Regions from separate parts of the Homo sapiens genome. Here all the other regions are linked to region 1. The links are chromatin loops, found by intact Hi-C in ENCODE. Cell type or tissue: dorsolateral prefrontal cortex. All regions are shown on one strand. Links, peaks and the distances in the headings refer to the core of each region. The heading gives the core; the rest is flanking DNA.

Region 1 (5,344 bases), core at 1,653-4,152:
GCTGCACTGTACTGCTGCCATCTCACTGCATCCTCCCTGCCTGATTCTCGTGCCTCAGCCTGCCGAGTGCCTGCCATTGCAGGCACACGCCGCCACACCTGACTGGTTTTCGTATTTTTTTGGTGGAGACGGGGTTTCGCTGTGTTGGCCGGGCTGGTCTCCAGCTCCTAACTGCGAGTGATCCGCCAGCCTCGGCCTCCCCAGGTGCGGGGATTGCAGATGGAGTCTCGTTCACTCAGTGCTCAATGGTGCCCAGGCTGGAGTGCAGTGGCGTGATCTCGGCTCGCTACAACCTCCACCTCCCAGCCGCCTGCCTTGGCCTCCCAAAGTGCCGAGATTGCAGCCTCTGCCCGGCCGCCACCCCGTCTGGGAAGTGAGGAGCGTCTCTGCCTGGCCGCCCATCGTCTGGGATGTGAGGAATCCCTCTGCCTGGCTGCCCAGTCTGGAAAGTGAGGAGCGTCTCTGCCCGGCCGCCATCCCATCTAGGAAGTGAGGAGCGCCTCTGCCCGGCCGCGACCCTGTCTGGGAGGTGAGGAGCGTCTCTGCCCAGCCGCCCCGTCTGAGAAGTGAGGAGCCCCTCTGCCCGGCAGCCGCCCCGTCTGAGAAGTGAGGAGCCCCTCCGCCCGGCAGCCACCCCATCTGGGAAGTGAGGAGCGTCTCCGCCCGGCAGCCACCCCGTCCGGGAGGGAGGTGGGGGGGGGGTGGTCAGCCCCCCGCCCGGCCAGCCGCCCCGTCCGGGAGGGAGGTGGGGGGGTCAGCCCCCTGCCCGTCCAGCCGCCCCGTCCGGGAGGTGAGGGGCGCCTCTGCCTGGCCGCCCCTACTGGGAAGTGAGGGGCCCCTCTGCCCGGCCACCACCCCGTCTGGGAGGTGTACCCAACAGCTCATTGAGAACGGGCCATGATGACAATGGCGGTTTTGTGGAATAGAAAGGGGGGAAAGGTGGGGAAAAGATTAAGAAATCGCATGGTTGCCGTGTCTGTGTAGAAAGAAGTAGACATGGGAGACTTTTCATTTTGTTCTGTACTAAGAAAAATTCTTCTGCCTTGGGATCCTGTTGATCTGTGACCTTACCCCCAACCGTGTGCTCTCTCAAACATGTGCTGTGTCCACTCAGGGTTAAATGGATTAAGGGCGGAGCAAGATGTGCTTTGTTAAACAGATGCTTGAAGGCAGCATGCTCCTTAAGAGTCATCACCACTCCCTAATCGCAAGTTCCCAGGGACACAAACACTGCGGAAGGCCACAGGGTCCTCTGCCTAGGAAAACCAGAGACCTTTGTTCACTTGTTTATCTGCTGACCTTCCCTCCACTATTGTCCTATGACCCTGCCAAATCCCCCTCTGCGAGAAACACCCAAGAATGATTAAAAAAAAAAAAGAAAGTGTTAATGACAGATTTGCCTCCATTAAAAGCCAAGAAAGTCAAATTATTCAAATTCTGTCTAGGGTATATATGAAAGATTTAAATGTAAAATAATGTTGTGAATTTCAACACATTTACTTCATTTTTCAGTATTTTTCAACTAGTTTAGCATTCCAGGAAAAATAAATTTAGAAAAAATATATAAAAACTTGCGCAGGGCACAGTGGCTCATGCCTGTAATCCCAGCACAGGCCTTTGGGAGGCCAAGGTGGGTGGATCACTTGAGCCTGGGAGTTTAAGACTAGCCTGAGCAACATGGGGAGAGCCTGTCTCTACAAAAATAATTTAGGAATTAGCTAGGCATGGTAGTGTGTGCTTGTAGTCCCAGCTACTCAGGAGGCTGAGGCAGGAGGATCCCTTGAGCCCAGGAGTTTGTTACTGCAGTGAGCTATGATCTCACCACCACACTCCAGCCTGGGCAATGGAGCAAGAACCCCTCTCCTTAAAAAAAAAAAAAGCAAGTATATGGGGGCACATACATTTCCTTTGAAATAGCAGTCTGATGTGGCATGAGACTGGCCTTTTTAAAAAATTTGATATTTTGTTCATCATTGATTTTTTTTGCATTGATTTTGATTTTTAAAAAATGTTGCATTATTATTGTTATTGTTATTATTGTCACTCTGTCACCCAGGCTGGAGTGCAGAGTCTCCCTGAGTTCAAGTGATTCTCCTGCTTCAGCCTCCCAAGTAGCTGGAACTACAGGCGTGTGCCACCTCACCCTAATTTTATTTTTTATTTTTATTTTTTTTGTAGAGACAGGGTTTCGCCATGTTGGCCAGGCTGGTCTCAAACTTCCGACCTCAAGTGATCCACCCACCTTGGGCTCCCAAAGTGCTGGGATTACAGGCGTGAACCACCGCGCCTGGCCAATATTGCATTAAATATTCTTTTATCTTGATTGCTGCATTTGGGGCACACATTTACATTTGGTACTGGGTGAATACAGCTCCCTCTGGCCAGGCTCCAGCCAGCCCCACTCCTCCAGGGTGAAGTCCACCGCCACATCCTTGAAGGTCACTGATTCCTGCAAGGGCCAGTTTCATTCTGTGGAGTGGCACGTCCTTCTGGAACTTGGGGGCAGAAGTGTCAGGGGTCAAGAGCCCACAACAGCCCCCTGGGCTGGAACATTCTGATTGTGCAGAATTGGGATGCCTGAATCCAACTGGCCTATGGGAACCTATCTAAGGCAGAAACTCGCCCATAGGCACCTTGGTAGAAAGTAGAACAAGGAGCCCTTTCACATGACTCTTTACTGCCATCTGTTGGGAAGTCATTGTAATATACCAATTAATTTAGTATATGACAGTTTATCAAACTGCCTGCAAACTGCCACCAATGTATGAGGTATAAGGTGGGAGTCCTGCCTGGGATGAGGCACACTTGTGCAGTGCATAACCTGCACAGCTCTAAGTGACAGCCCTAAAAAATGCTTTTTTTTTGAGATGGAGTCTCGCTCTATCCCCCAGGCTGGAGTGCAGTGGCGCAATCTCGGCTCACTGCAAGCTCCACCTCCCGGGTTCACGCCATTCTCCTGCCTCAGCCTCCCGAGTAGCTGGGACCACAGGCGCCCGCCACCACGCCCGGCTAATTTTTTGTATTTTTAGTAGAGACGGGGTTTCAACGTATTAGCCAGGATGGTCTCGATCTGACCTCGTGATCCGCCTGCCTCAGCCTCCCAAAGTGCTGGGATTACAGGCATGAGCCACCGCGCTCAGCCTAAGAAACACTTAAAGAAAAATCCGTCAAGCCGTTTTGTGCAGGAGATATTCGCAAGTCCCATTCTATCCCAGACCCCATCCCTGATCCTCACCCCCATTCCTGACTCCAGAGATGAGGCTCAGGGATGAAGCAAAACCATCCATTGCCCACTTTGCCTGGTAACTGAAAGGCTGCAGTGTTCGATGAAAAATGTTTAGACTGCGCGACATGGTCCCAGCTCAGAGCATTCTGCCTCTGCCTCCTGCCCCTGGGCACTGCCCGGCTCCCCTCTCCTCATACCCCCTTTCCCAGTATTGGAAGAGTCAGGAGACCTTGAGATCATGCACAGGGATGAAGAGGGCCCACTGGAGTCCACAAAGTTATCCTGGGGAAGAGGAAGCCCAGACTCACCTGGCCCTCGGCCATCAAGGTCCCATTGGCCATTGCTGGGTTCTGGGCATGTGCCTCTGGGAGAAGGGTTCACGCCAGGGCCCGAAGAGCTGGAGGAGGAGACCACAGCAGAAAAAGGGTCATTTGTGACCCTGACAGACAGATGCTTTCCCCAAGACTCCTGGTCACGGAAGGGGCCATGGTCCCCTAAGAGTCAAAGCAAAGTCCCAGGACAGGCCACCTGAGGCCCCCATTCCATACCAGTGACAACAGCCAGCAACCATGAGGCTGTCTCACCTCCCCGACACAACAGCTCTCGGACGTGGGAACGATGGTTACCCCTAGATGAGGACATTGAGGCACAAGAGGTCAAGACTTGCTCAAGTTCATGGAGACAAAAAGTTTCAGAGAAGTCTAGCCACAGGGCCACCCCTATCTTTTATATATATATATATATATATTGTTTTTTTTTTTTTTAGATGGATTCTCACTCAGTGTCCCAGGCTGGCTGGAGTGCAGTGGCGCCATCTCGGCTCACTGCAACCTCCGCCTCCCAGGATCAAGCAATTCTCTTGCCTCAGCTTCCTGAATAGCTGGGATTACAAGCACCTGCCACCATGCCTGGCTAATATTTACATTTTTAGTAGAGATGGGGTTTCACCATGTTGGCAAGGCTGGTCTCGAACTCCTGACCTCAGGTGATCTACCCACCTCGGGCTCCAAAATTGCTGGGATTTTAGGCCTGAGCCACTGTGCCTGGGCCAGGGGTTCTTATTTATTTATATAATTTATTATTTTTTAATAATACAGACAGGGTCTCTCTATGTTGCCCAGGCTGGTCGCGTACTCCTGGGCTCAAGCAATCCTCCCACCTCGGCCTCCCAAAGTGCTGGGATTACAGGCATGAGCCACCACACCCAGCCTTGGCAAAGATTCTTAAAACTTTATTCCATAAACTGGGACTTCCTGCCTGGTGGGGTAGACAGGCTGTATAACAGCCCCCAGAGATATCCCTGGAACCTACAGATCTTATCTTATATGGAAAAGAGACTTTGCGGAAGGGATTAAGTGAAGGATCTTTAGATGGGGGGAATTATCCTGGATTATCTGGGCGGGCACTAAATGCCTTCACAAGTGTCCTTATAAGAGGGGGCAGAGGAGAGTCTGACACAGGGCAGAAGAAGGCCATGCACCAGAAGCAGAGAGCAGCAGAGGCTGAGAGAGAGGACGCTACACTGCTGGCTTTGATGACAGAGGAAAGGGCTACAAGCCAAGGAAAGCAGGCCCCTGGAAACTGGCAACGAGGCAGCGAAACAGATCCATCCCTGGAGCCTCTGGAGGGAGCATGGCCGTGCTGACCCCTTGATCCCTTTGAATCCCGCTTCCAACTTCTGGCCTCCAGGATTGTAATATAATAAAATTGTGTCATTTTAAGTGTGTGGCAATTTGTTACAGCACCATGGGAAACTAATACAGTCCACAGAATGAAAAGATGCAGCACCTCACACACATTTCCCAGGCGAGAAGCCATACACATCCCCGGCTACACAGAACACACACACCTGAATGCTGAAACTAGTGCATGAGGTGTTTTTTTTTTTTGAGACAGAGTCTCTATCTGTTGCCCAGGCTGGAGTGCAATGGCGTGATCTCGGCTTACTGCAAGCTCCACCTCCCAGGTTCACACCATTCTCCTGCCTCAGCCTCCTGAGTAGCTGGGACTACAGGAACCTGCCATCACTCCTGGCTAATTTTTTTTTTTTTTAGGAGAGACAGGGTTTCACCATGTTAGCCAGGATGGTCTCAATCTCCTGACCTCATGATTCACCTG
Region 2 (5,338 bases), core at 1,582-4,081, 60 kb after region 1:
TTTCCATGGAGCACGCTCCAGCCAGAGTGACAGGAGCCCTCAGCTCTGTCTTGGTTAAGACAGATGCCTGCAGGGGCCTGTTTCCTAGGAGTTGGAGCCCAGATCCGCCATTAGCAGTAGTCAGGAGACCCTGGACATGTTGCTAGCCTATAAAGTGGGGTAATGACCATGCCAGCCTCACGGGGCTGGCATGAGGATGCACTGACATAATGACAGTCATGTTTCCAGCACACAATCAGACCTCACAACTGTGAGCTGTGTTATCACTGCGAGTACTCTCAGAAAGGTCCTTTTCTCCCCAGGATGTTGTTTCCCCATCTGCAAAGAAGTGGAAGGTGGCTGTGGCAATCTCAAAGCCATGGCAATCTTGACACTATGACCACAGGGATGGTCCTGTGATTCACCTTTGCTGTTGCTGAGCAAGTGCATTGGGAGTTGGATGCTTGAATCTGTGTCTGCCCTCAGCACCCAACTCCAGCTTCTCTTGTCTCTTTTCTGCCCATCTCTTATCTCCCAACATTTCCTTTCATATTTCTTTGGCTTCTTGCTCGTACGCTAGACTTCGTATGTATATAGTTTCTCTCCTGCATGCTGTTTGTAGGACAATAAATGGCAATAGTCATGATAATCAGTATTTTCTTTTTCTTTTCTTTCTTTTTTTTTTGAGATGGAATCACTCTGCCACCCAGGCTGGAGTGCAGTGGTGCTATCTCCGCTCACTGCAACCTCCGCCTCCTGGGTTCCAGTGATTCTCCTGCCTCAGCCTCCCGAAAAGCTGGGATTACAGGCGTGGGCCACTATGCCTGGATAATTTTTGTATTTTTAGTAGAGACGGGGTTTCACCATGTTGGCCAGGCTGCTCTCGAACTCCTGACTTCAAGTGATCTGCCTGCCTCAGCTTCCCAAAGTGCTGGAATTAGAGGCGTGAGCCACCGCTCCTGGCCAGTACTTTCTTATTCAGCCTTTTCCCTGGTGCCAGGACTGTACTAAGAGCTTTGTAGGCACTAATTCACTTAATCCACTCAATACAAGCACTCATTACCATTTACTCAACAAACACTTATTAAACACCTACTGTGTGCCAGGCACTGAGGATTCGGCACTGAACAAAATAAAGATCTTTGTCCTCGTGGGACTTAAATTCTAGTGAGGAGACAGATGATAAACAGATAAATTAGCAAACACTCCCAGTGCTATGAGAAAAAGCAAAGCGGGGTTAAACGAGAGAGAGTGATGAGAGGAACTGTCTTATATAGGATGGCCAGGAAAGGCCTCTTGGAAGAGGTGATATTGGAGCAGAACGGATGATGTGGGAGAGAGGTTGTCATGCAAAACCTGGGGAAGAGCATTCCTGGTGGACCCAACAGAGAATGCAAAGGCCTTGGGGCAGCACCAGGCCTCCTGGTTTGAGAAATTGAGCCAGTGTAGCTGGAGCAGTATGAAGGGGAGGGCCTGGGGGTGAGATCAGAGAGAGCAAAAGGGCCAGCCACATCCCGCAGGACCTCATTGGCCATGGTGAGTTCTTAGACTTTTACTGAGTGAAATGGGAGCCATGGAAGGCTCTGAACAGAGGAAAGGCCCCATCTGAATAGAGTAGACTGTAGGGAGAGCAAGGGTGAAGGCAGACAGTCCATCACTCCCATTTTACGAGTGCAGAAATAAATGGAATCTCAAAAAAGTCCAGCAACTGGCCTGAGCCCACACAGCTGCTGAGCAGCCGAGCCAAGCTGGCAGGCCTCCTTGGGTTCAGTGGAGCCATTCCTTTGTGCCCTTGGCTCTTTTTATTTTCCTTTTAAATAGAGATGGGGCCTATGTTGCCCAGGCTGGTCTTGACCTCCTGGGCTCAAGTGATCCTCCCACCCTGGCCTCCCAAAGTGTTGGGATTACAGGTGTGAGCCACGGCACCCTTCCAACCTTGGGAAGTCTTTTGGCTCTCCTGAGCCTCAGTTTTCCCATCTGTAAATTGTAAATGGGGAATCATTACCACGTTTGGGCATAGCATGGCGGTTAAAAGCACAACTTCTGGTTGGATCTGAGTCCTTGCTCTGCCATCGGCCAGCTCTGTGACTTTCTGCAATTAACACCCTCTTTCTAAGCTTGGGGTTACCTCATCTAGAAGATGAAGATCTTAATAGCACCAATTTCAAGGGCTTCGTTGTAAGGATTAAATGAGATCATGCAGGTAAGGCGCTTAGCACAGCTCCCGGTCTACATCGAAGTGCTTGATAAACGATCATTGTTATTCCGATAGTATCACGGCCCACACCTCCCCGGTGGGTGAGAGCCTGGGAGGGTGCCTGGTACATGGTCTACGTTCGACAAAAGTGAATTCTGTCTCCTGTCTCTCCTGCCCGCCGGGTCCCGGGGGACCCAGGCATTCCGGCCTTCGGTCGGCCCCCCCACGCCGGCCCTTACAAAGGCCCCCATTCATGCCTTGCGCACAAAGCGGCCCATTCACCCTGGCCCCTTGGGCCTCCCGCCCCCGGCCGCCCCCCGCGCCTCGCTATTGGTGGCGCCCCGTGCCCATCAGGCCTCGGCTTCCACCCCCGACCGCGCCGCCTAGCTCCGCGCCCGGGCCGCGTTCTTTTCCCACGGCTGGCACCCTTCGACAACTTCTGATTGGCCCAGCCCGCCAGCCGCTCTTTTTGATTGGCGGCTCCCGTCCCCCAGGGGCGGGGCCGTAGCTTGCCGCAGCGGGCGCCGATTGGCCTCTGCTGCTCTCTTGGGGGCGGGGCTGTCCTGGCGGACACGCCCCTCTTTCTCCCCAGGCCGAAGCCTCGGGACGGCCCTGGAAGCCGGTGAGTGCCCGGGGCCGGCAGCCCTCCGGGGGCGGCGGAACGGGACTGAGCCAGGGGAAGCTGGAGCCTGGGGGCTGCGATCGGGGCCCGGGAGCCCGGGCAGGCGGCCGGGGACGGCGGGGAGGTGACGCGGACACTCACCTTGGGCGCGCAGCGGGACGGCGGCGAGGGAGGTGGGGGGGCGGGACGTCTACACTCCCCCAACTCCAGTTGCCGCCGTGTGCGAGGCCCGGTCGGGGTCCTCGTTGTCAGCCCCGGGCCTGTTCCGCAGAAGGGGAAACTGAGGCTGTCTTTGGAACCTCGGCCGCTTTAATACCTGAGTCATCGCCTCCAGTCCCCCGCCCCCAGCATGACATGTCTCTGTTCTCACGTGTCAGAATCGGAGGCCAGAGAGAGGGGTCGTGACTGGAAGAGGCGGAGGGGTAGGGAAGGACATATTTGAGAACCTATGATGTACTTGGACGCTTTTATTTTTTATAACTAAATAATTTCCTTTCCTTATCGTGTTGACTCGAGGTGAGTTATATTGTACCCATTATACAGAGAGGGGAAGGCTGAGACTGGGCCGAATTGGTGACTGCAGGGGGACCTGGTGGAGAAGAACACTCCAGAGACCAACTGTGTGCTGGGTCCTTTAACCTTTTCAGTCCCACAGGAGTCCCCTAAGGAAAGCGGTGGTCCCTGTGGCATAGATGGGGAAGCAGGTTGGTAGTAATCACCAACTGGGACGCAGAAATTCATGTCTTTAGGGACCTGCTACAAGTTCTTTCCAGACCCCCTCCTTTAGAATGGCAGAAAACGGTATAGGCTTGAATTCCAGACCTCCCTCTTACGCTGTGTGATCTTGAGTGCCTTACTTTGACCCTTCCTGCCTCAGTTTCCACATCAGAGAAATGGACATGCTGATCACCCCTATGTCATTGGTTGTTGAGGTTATTCTAGGCCGGGCGCAGTGGCTCAGGCCTGTAATCCCAGCACTTTGGGAGGTGGAAGCGAAAGAATCGCTTGAGCCCAGGAGTTCGAGACCAGCTTGGGCAACACAGCGAGACTTCGTCTCTACAAAAAGTAAAAGAGTTAGCCGGGCGTGGTGGCGTGACCCTGCTGTCCCAGCTACTCGGGAGGCTGAGCAGGGAGGATCGGTTGAGCCCAGGAGGTCAAGGCTGCAGTGAGCCATGATCGTGGCATTGCACTCCAAGCTGGGCAACAGAGAGAGACCCTGTCTCTCCCTCTTTTTTTTTTTTTAAATCATTTTATGATCTCAAAGAGCTGTTCTAAGAGGAGAAAATACCCGACACATAGTAGGTACTCTTATCACCATGTAGTCTTTATTTCACTCCCGAGACTGAAGCTCAGGACAGAATACCATTGTCCTCTTCTTTGGTACTCTTACTGTCTATAGATTTTGTTGTTCCCTTCCCGCAGTTGGGAAACTGAGGCTCAGGGAGATTAATGATGAAGCACTGGGCTGGGGAACTTTCTGAACGTCGTTTTATTAATTTCACTGGCCGCAATGCACAGCAGGGAAAGCTGAGGCCCAGGAAGCTCCAGCGGGGTTTGAATCCCGGGAATCCTCAGCCTTCTCCGCGGCGGGCCCTCGACCTTTGCCCTCCATAAGGGGGAGGAGCCCCTGGCGCCGCCGCCGCCGCCGCCCACCTGGCAACAGGCTCAACCCCCGCCTTCCCCCGGCCCCCGTCAGAGGCCCTGAAGCTCCAGGCCCGCCCCGTTCCCAGCCGGGCAGGTGCTGGGTGACATCAGAGCCGGGCTCCCGCCCTGTGACGCGACGGGGCCCCGCCCTGCGCTGGACCGCGGAGGTCGCTGCACCTGAAGAGAACGGGGATTCCCGCGCCCTCACCCCATCTCCCCGCTCCGGTCGGCGCCCCCAGGTAGCCCCGAGGATCTGCGAGTTGAGGGGGCGGCGACACAGGCGCTTGGGTCCAGGGGAATGGGTACGGGGCTCTCAGACTCCTGGATCTGAGAAGGGGCCTTGGGGGCCGGCTGTCCCAGGTCTGAGGAAGGACTGCGCCGCGAGCCCGAACTTCTGGGTCCTGGGGGAGGAAAGGACTGGGGCCAGGACTGCAGAGCTGGGGTCTTAGGGGAGGAGGGGGCTGCAAGCCCGGATTCTGGGGTCTGTAGGAGCAGGGGCTGGGGGCCTGAACTCCTGGGTCTGAGACAGGAGGGCATTGAGTACTGGGACTCCGGAAACCCAGCGCTAGAAGCCAGGGTCAGACGGCTGGATGCCAAGGGCCCCAACCTCTGCCCCAGGGCGGATCCCTGGCTGCTTTTCTTTTTCAAGCCCAGCAGTCTCGGCCCCTCCCAGGGCAGGTGCTTTCACCTGCCCAGGTGACAGTAATTAGCCCTGGCAGAGTGTTCCTGCTGGTTGAGGAAGGGTAGGGCAGTCAGAGAGGCTCGGCCACTTGGAGCCAAGGCCTGCAGGCCCTGCCCGCCCCATCAGGGCTGTGATCCATCTTCAGAACTCAGCATCCTCACCTCTAGCCCGGCTGCAGTGAGGTGAGGGGGCCTGCACTTCCCAATCCATAGGA
Region 3 (5,344 bases), core at 1-2,500, 96 kb before region 1:
ACAGAAAGAGAAGTGCTTTAAGTGTAACAAATGTGAGAAAACCTTTAGCTGCAGCAAATACCTAACTCAGCACGAGAGGATTCACACCAGGGGAGTGAAGCCCTTTGAATGTGACCAGTGTGGGAAAGCCTTTGGCCAAAGTACTCGGCTCATTCACCATCAAAGAATCCACTCTAGAGTGAGGCTGTATAAATGGGGTGAGCAAGGGAAAGCCATCAGCAGTGCCTCCCTTATCAAACTTCAGTCCTTCCACACAAAGGAGCACCCTTTTAAATGTAACGAATGCGGAAAGACCTTCAGCCACAGTGCACACCTCTCAAAACATCAGTTAATTCACGCTGGAGAGAATCCCTTTAAATGTAGTAAGTGTGACAGAGTCTTCACCCAGAGAAACTACCTTGTTCAGCATGAGCGAACTCATGCCAGAAAGAAGCCGTTGGTGTGTAACGAATGCGGGAAAACGTTCCGTCAGAGCTCATGCCTTTCTAAGCATCAGAGAATTCACTCAGGTGAGAAGCCCTATGTATGTGATTACTGCGGGAAGGCCTTCGGCCTGAGTGCTGAGCTTGTCCGCCACCAGAGAATTCACACTGGAGAAAAGCCTTATGTTTGTCAGGAATGCGGGAAAGCCTTCACCCAGAGCTCATGCCTTTCTATTCACCGGAGAGTTCACACTGGGGAGAAGCCCTACAGATGTGGTGAATGTGGGAAAGCCTTTGCCCAGAAAGCAAATCTAACACAGCACCAGAGAATTCACACAGGGGAGAAGCCTTACTCCTGTAATGTGTGTGGCAAAGCTTTTGTCCTCAGTGCCCATCTCAACCAGCACCTGAGAGTTCACACCCAGGAGACACTTTATCAGTGTCAACGTTGCCAGAAAGCCTTTCGGTGCCACTCGAGCCTCAGCCGCCATCAGCGTGTACACAACAAGCAGCAATACTGCCTGTAGCCATTGGGTGGCAGCAGAGTCCCAGAATATGAGACCGTTACTCGGATGTTGAAAGTTGGAAACTATCCCATTGCAAGTTTCTCTCCAAATAAATGCATCTAAAGATTGATTAGAAAGTTTGTGCGCATGTTTTTCATTATAACAATGAAAACACAAAAGTGGAGAAGCTGTACAACGTCAGGATTCAGAGGTAGGCTCTGGAGCCAGTCTACCTTGAGTTAAATCCCACCTCTGCCATCTACTACCTAAGTGACCTTGGGAAGGTCAGAAAAATCTCTCAGGGCCTCGGTGTCCTTATCTGTAAAATGGGCATCACCTACCTCAGAGGGCTTTTCTGAGGATTAAATAAATAAATGTGAAGCACTTAGAACTGATGGCCAGCACATGAGGGCTCACCAAGTGTAAGCCACAAATACACATCAGCTATAGCACAAATATACTTGTGTTACAAGAAAGGAATTAGTAATCTGTGTTTACTGTAGTTAATGTTCTTACAATGTATCGCTTTTAATTTAAGTTTTCCTTTTTTACAGTTTTTCTCCAGCACTTTACTCTTCTTAAGTGCCTGGCCTTTTTTGTCCCTTTATCTCTCCTGGTTTTTTTCTTAAGCCCCAGAAAGCCAAAAAGAACATGTAAACTCTTCACCTCAACTAGCTACAACCTTCCACTCCTAACCTCCCAAGCTTCTCACTTAAAGAGGACTCCCTATCCCACAAACACATGCTCCCTCTTCCTATGACCTTCCTCCATTTAACAGTGTTGGTTATGCAATAAGACACCCAATTTTTCATGGGAGTTGACACCAAAACACAGCTGGATTCCATCAGGAAAGCTGCATTGATCAGGGTGTTAACCGCATATGAAACAACCCATATGGAAGACATACTTAGGGGTCAAACCTGTGGTGTGTGGAAGTGACCACTGGGATGTCATCATTCACCATTTATCCAGGATGGCCGCTCACCAGGCAATTTGCTAGGCTCGGGGGCGGGTAGTATCCATACACTATGCACTACTGCTCTGAAGCTTCTGGAATCAGAAATGAACCCATTTTCATCGACGATTGCTGTTAGTTGACAAGTGACATCTTGAAAATGCCACATTCCCTCATGTCACAGGAAGTTCTGGGATCACCAAGGATTGTTGGAGAGTCCAGTGAGATGGAACCACACAACCAGTTCCCTACCAGTGTCTTGTCAGCTCTGGGTGTTTGTTCCCTGCCACTAAGTGGCTCAGTCACACCTTTGCTGAAACACAGTAGTCTTATGAAAAGCACTGGACACATACTTTGAATACCTTTCATATTTTAGGTGCTGAAAATGGTGAGGGAGTGAGTGCTCTGCACCCTTGGGCTTTTCAACTCTTGCACCTGGAGTTCTGCTGGTTAAGTTTGTTAAACTTAGTTGAAACTGGGAACCTGTTGGCTAACCATTGGGGCCTTACACTGTTTTTCAAATGGTTGCAACATTTAACTTCTCGCACATGGTTCCCGTCCTCTGGAGCTCTGTCTTGTCGGGGAGATGGGCATGTTGTATACCAAAAGAGTGTACAAAGTGTTGCAGGGCTGTGACACAATAGGGACTCTATGGAAAACTGGCAGCCATTGGGTGTGGGGGCAGTCTGTAAATCAGTCACCTGTGTTGCTGCAGGCCAAGGTAGAAACGCCCTCCGTGTGTGCATATTTGTTGGTTCTCTGATTAAAGTTTTGAGTCTAAAAGCATTGGTTCCTTCTCTCAGCCTGCTGCCATGCAGCCACGCATCAGTCCCTGCCTGCCAGGCCTCACGTCTTTGCTGGGGAGGGCTTCTGGTGGCGATCAGTAAGAGGGAGCAGCTCAGTTTTCCCACTGTCTGGGCGGGGCATGCGCCACTGAGGAGGCACACAAGTTCAGCTGGTCCTCAGATGCATCATCAAACAACACTTTTCAGTCTGTGTGTGGGCCTAAGTAACCAAGGAGAGAGCACAGGCAGCCTGCAGTTCACTCTTCACAGACATGTCAGGCCCCAGGCTTGGGGAGTGTTTCTAATTAGCATCCAGTAATACATATAACTTTGTTTATACTTTAATTTTTGTCCCCACCTTTTTCCTTTAGTGACAAGTGACAAGAGATACTAGTTCCTGCTCATGGTAGTAATAGAAAGTTTTTTTTTTTTATAAACTGAGCTGATAGGGCCGAGTGTGGTGGTTCATGCCTGTAATCCCAGCACTTTGGGAGGCCTAGGTGGGAAGATGACTTGAGCCCAGGAGTTCGAGACCAGCCTCAACAACGTGATGAAACCCTGTCTCTACGAAAGAAATATGCAAATTAGCTGGGTAGTGGCCACTGATCACTTAAAAATGATTAAAATGGCAAATTTTATGTATATTTTTACAATTTAAAAACATTTAAAGTTTAAATTTAGATAAAAGTTTAAGTTTAGATAAATTTAAAACATTTTAAAGTTTGTGTGGTAGGCTGGGTGTGGTGGCTCATGCCTGTAATCCCAGCACTTTGGGAGGCTGAGGTGGGTGGATTGCTTGAGCTCAGGAGTTTGAGACCAGCCTGGGCAGCATGGTGAAATCCTGTGTCTACAAAGAATACAAACAGCCGGGTGTGGTGGTACACGCCTGCAGTCAAGCTACTAGGGAGGCTGAAGTGGGAGAATCGTGAGCCTGGGAGGTTGAGGCTACAGTAGGCTGTGATCATGCCACTGCACTCCAGCTTGGGCGACAGAACAAGACCCTGTCTCTGAATAAAGGAAAAAGATGTGATTGGAAAAAGAAATGAGCTACAGGAGCCTAAACCAAGCAAGGCTAAGATGGCAAAACCCAACACCTCTGAGGCTGATGCAAAGACAAGCTCAAACGAGGTCAAGGTATAAAGCAGCAGCAAAGTCTTCTCTAGGGCCAAGGTCTCCCCCAACATTTCAGAGATGGGGACCCCTTGTCGGAACTGATACCCCAGCTAAATTCCAGCTTGACTTCTGGAAGGGCTGGAGACTAAGGTCAGTCAGGGTGATCAGCCCTGTCAACATAACCAACCCCATAACCCTGGGTACCACGGCGTGGGTGAGCTTCTCTGGCAACACTTTGTGTGCGGTCACACATCATTGCTGAGTGCGTTAAATGCTTTCCATATGACTTTACTGGCAGAGGACACCTGGAAGCTCACGCTTGGTCTCTCCTAGACTCCATCCTATGCACCTTTTCCCATTGCTGGTTTTAATCTCTATTCTTTAGCTGTAGTAAATGCAATCAAGTATAACAGCTTTGCTGAGTTTTGTGAGCCCTTCTAATGAATTACTGAACTTAAGGGTCCACTGCCCTCTCTGAGCCTCAGTTTCTTCAGTGGACTCAAGAATGATACTCAGTGTAAGGATTCTCAAAACGAGCATCAGCAGGTTCCGCCCACGCCGGCCTCCTGGGTTCAGTTCTCTAATAACCACCTCCCTTCCCCGCCTACTCCAGCCAATCCTTGTGCTGACTCGGCTCCTGGCCACGCCCTAACCCCACCCCCGCTGCCTCTAAACCCGTCCCCACCCCTGCAGCCTCACAGGCTGCCGTCAGATTCTCAAGCCCCTATTCCTCTCGGTGGCCTAAATCCCCAACTGCTCGGGGCCACTTTTCAGGCCAAAATGGGCCCAAAATGGGGAGGGCAAGTGATGAATGTCACTAGACAGTGGGGCCCTCAAGGACCTGGCAAATGGGGGCTTGGACCTCGGATCGGCCTCCCACGCGAAGCTTGCTCCCCACCAGCATCCCCACGTTGGTGGCGACGCTGCCCCGGCCCCACGGATACTTCCGCGCCTGTCAGACTCCCTGATGAACTACCCTTCCCAGAGTACCGCGGGAGCTCGGGCTCCTGAGGGCGACGGTCCTCTGATGGCAGATGCGGGAGAAACTCTGGCGTCAGGCGGCCCTCGCGTGGAGCACACGAAGTCGTGGCTTATTCTGGCTTCAGTATGTGGGGTGGAGAAGGCGATCCACGCAGCTGCGTCTATTTCCTGTGGATCAATCGCAAAATACGTTCTGTAAGCCCCGCCCCCACTGCGTGCGGGCGGCTTTTGTCTCCACGGCAACCGTCAACTCTGGAAACGCCTGTCTTTCTCCATGGCAACTGTCTACGCCGCAGGCTGGAGCTGCCCATTACCGGAGCCCGTAAGCAGTATGGGTGCTGGACAAACAGCGTGATCGGGTCGTAAAACTTGGTGGAAAACGAATATTAGAGCACAAGGAAGGAAAAACCGGGCTGGGTGGGACTGAAATAGTTGATGTGAGGGAAGATTTCTCAAAGGGAGACTATTTTTTTATTGTTTGTTTGTTTTTTACTTTTATTTTTTCAAGACGGGGTCTCGCTCTGTTGCCCAGGCTGGAGCACAGTGGCACGATCTCGGCTCACTGCAACCTCCGCCTTCCGG

What was found. A loop is a pair of places that touch in the nucleus more often than their neighbours do. Peaks named below come from ENCODE experiments on the same cell type or tissue, not always from the same donor. Only the 100,000 strongest peaks of a DNase experiment are listed, where the experiment ranks them.
Region 2: a loop joins it to region 1, with 3 times the contacts of the local background. A loop is called at or near these places in 5 of 110 quality-filtered maps.
Region 3: it touches region 1 in a loop (2.9-fold over the local background); 5 of 110 quality-filtered maps call a loop at or near these places.

What each region holds. Positions count from the first base shown.
Region 1 is chr19:50,140,493-50,145,836 of GRCh38, forward strand. LOC105372436 (a long non-coding RNA gene) reads right to left here. Exons shown (of 3, transcript XR_936021.4): 2 at 3,535-3,623. Among named protein-coding and RNA genes, the nearest start is that of SNAR-D, 2.8 kb to the left of the region's middle. In dorsolateral prefrontal cortex, for the core only: CTCF peaks have their summits at 2,685 (motif pointing left) and 2,886; no DNase peak of the experiment used is centred there.
Region 2 is chr19:50,200,874-50,206,211 of GRCh38, forward strand. MYH14 (myosin heavy chain 14) reads left to right here and starts at 2,749. Exons shown (of 43, transcript NM_001145809.2): 1 at 2,749-2,798. It overlaps LOC124904746 (a long non-coding RNA gene), which reads right to left and starts at 3,103. Exons shown (of 3, transcript XR_007067298.1): 1 at 2,940-3,103. RefSeq lists a silencer at 4,471-4,570. In dorsolateral prefrontal cortex, for the core only: a CTCF peak has its summit at 2,574; DNase peaks (open chromatin) are centred at 1,756 and 2,578; H3K4me3 peaks cover 2,353 bases; H3K27ac peaks cover 1,530 bases; H3K27me3 peaks cover 673 bases.
Region 3 is chr19:50,046,111-50,051,454 of GRCh38, forward strand. ZNF473 (zinc finger protein 473) reads left to right here. Exons shown (of 5, transcript NM_015428.4): 5 at 1-2,666. The coding sequence ends at 949. ZNF473CR (ZNF473 cis regulating lncRNA) reads left to right here and starts at 4,479. Exons shown (of 5, transcript NR_138096.1): 1 at 4,479-5,084. RefSeq lists enhancers at 4,525-4,734, 4,766-5,344. In dorsolateral prefrontal cortex, for the core only: CTCF peaks have their summits at 961 (motif pointing right) and 1,160; a DNase peak (open chromatin) is centred at 931.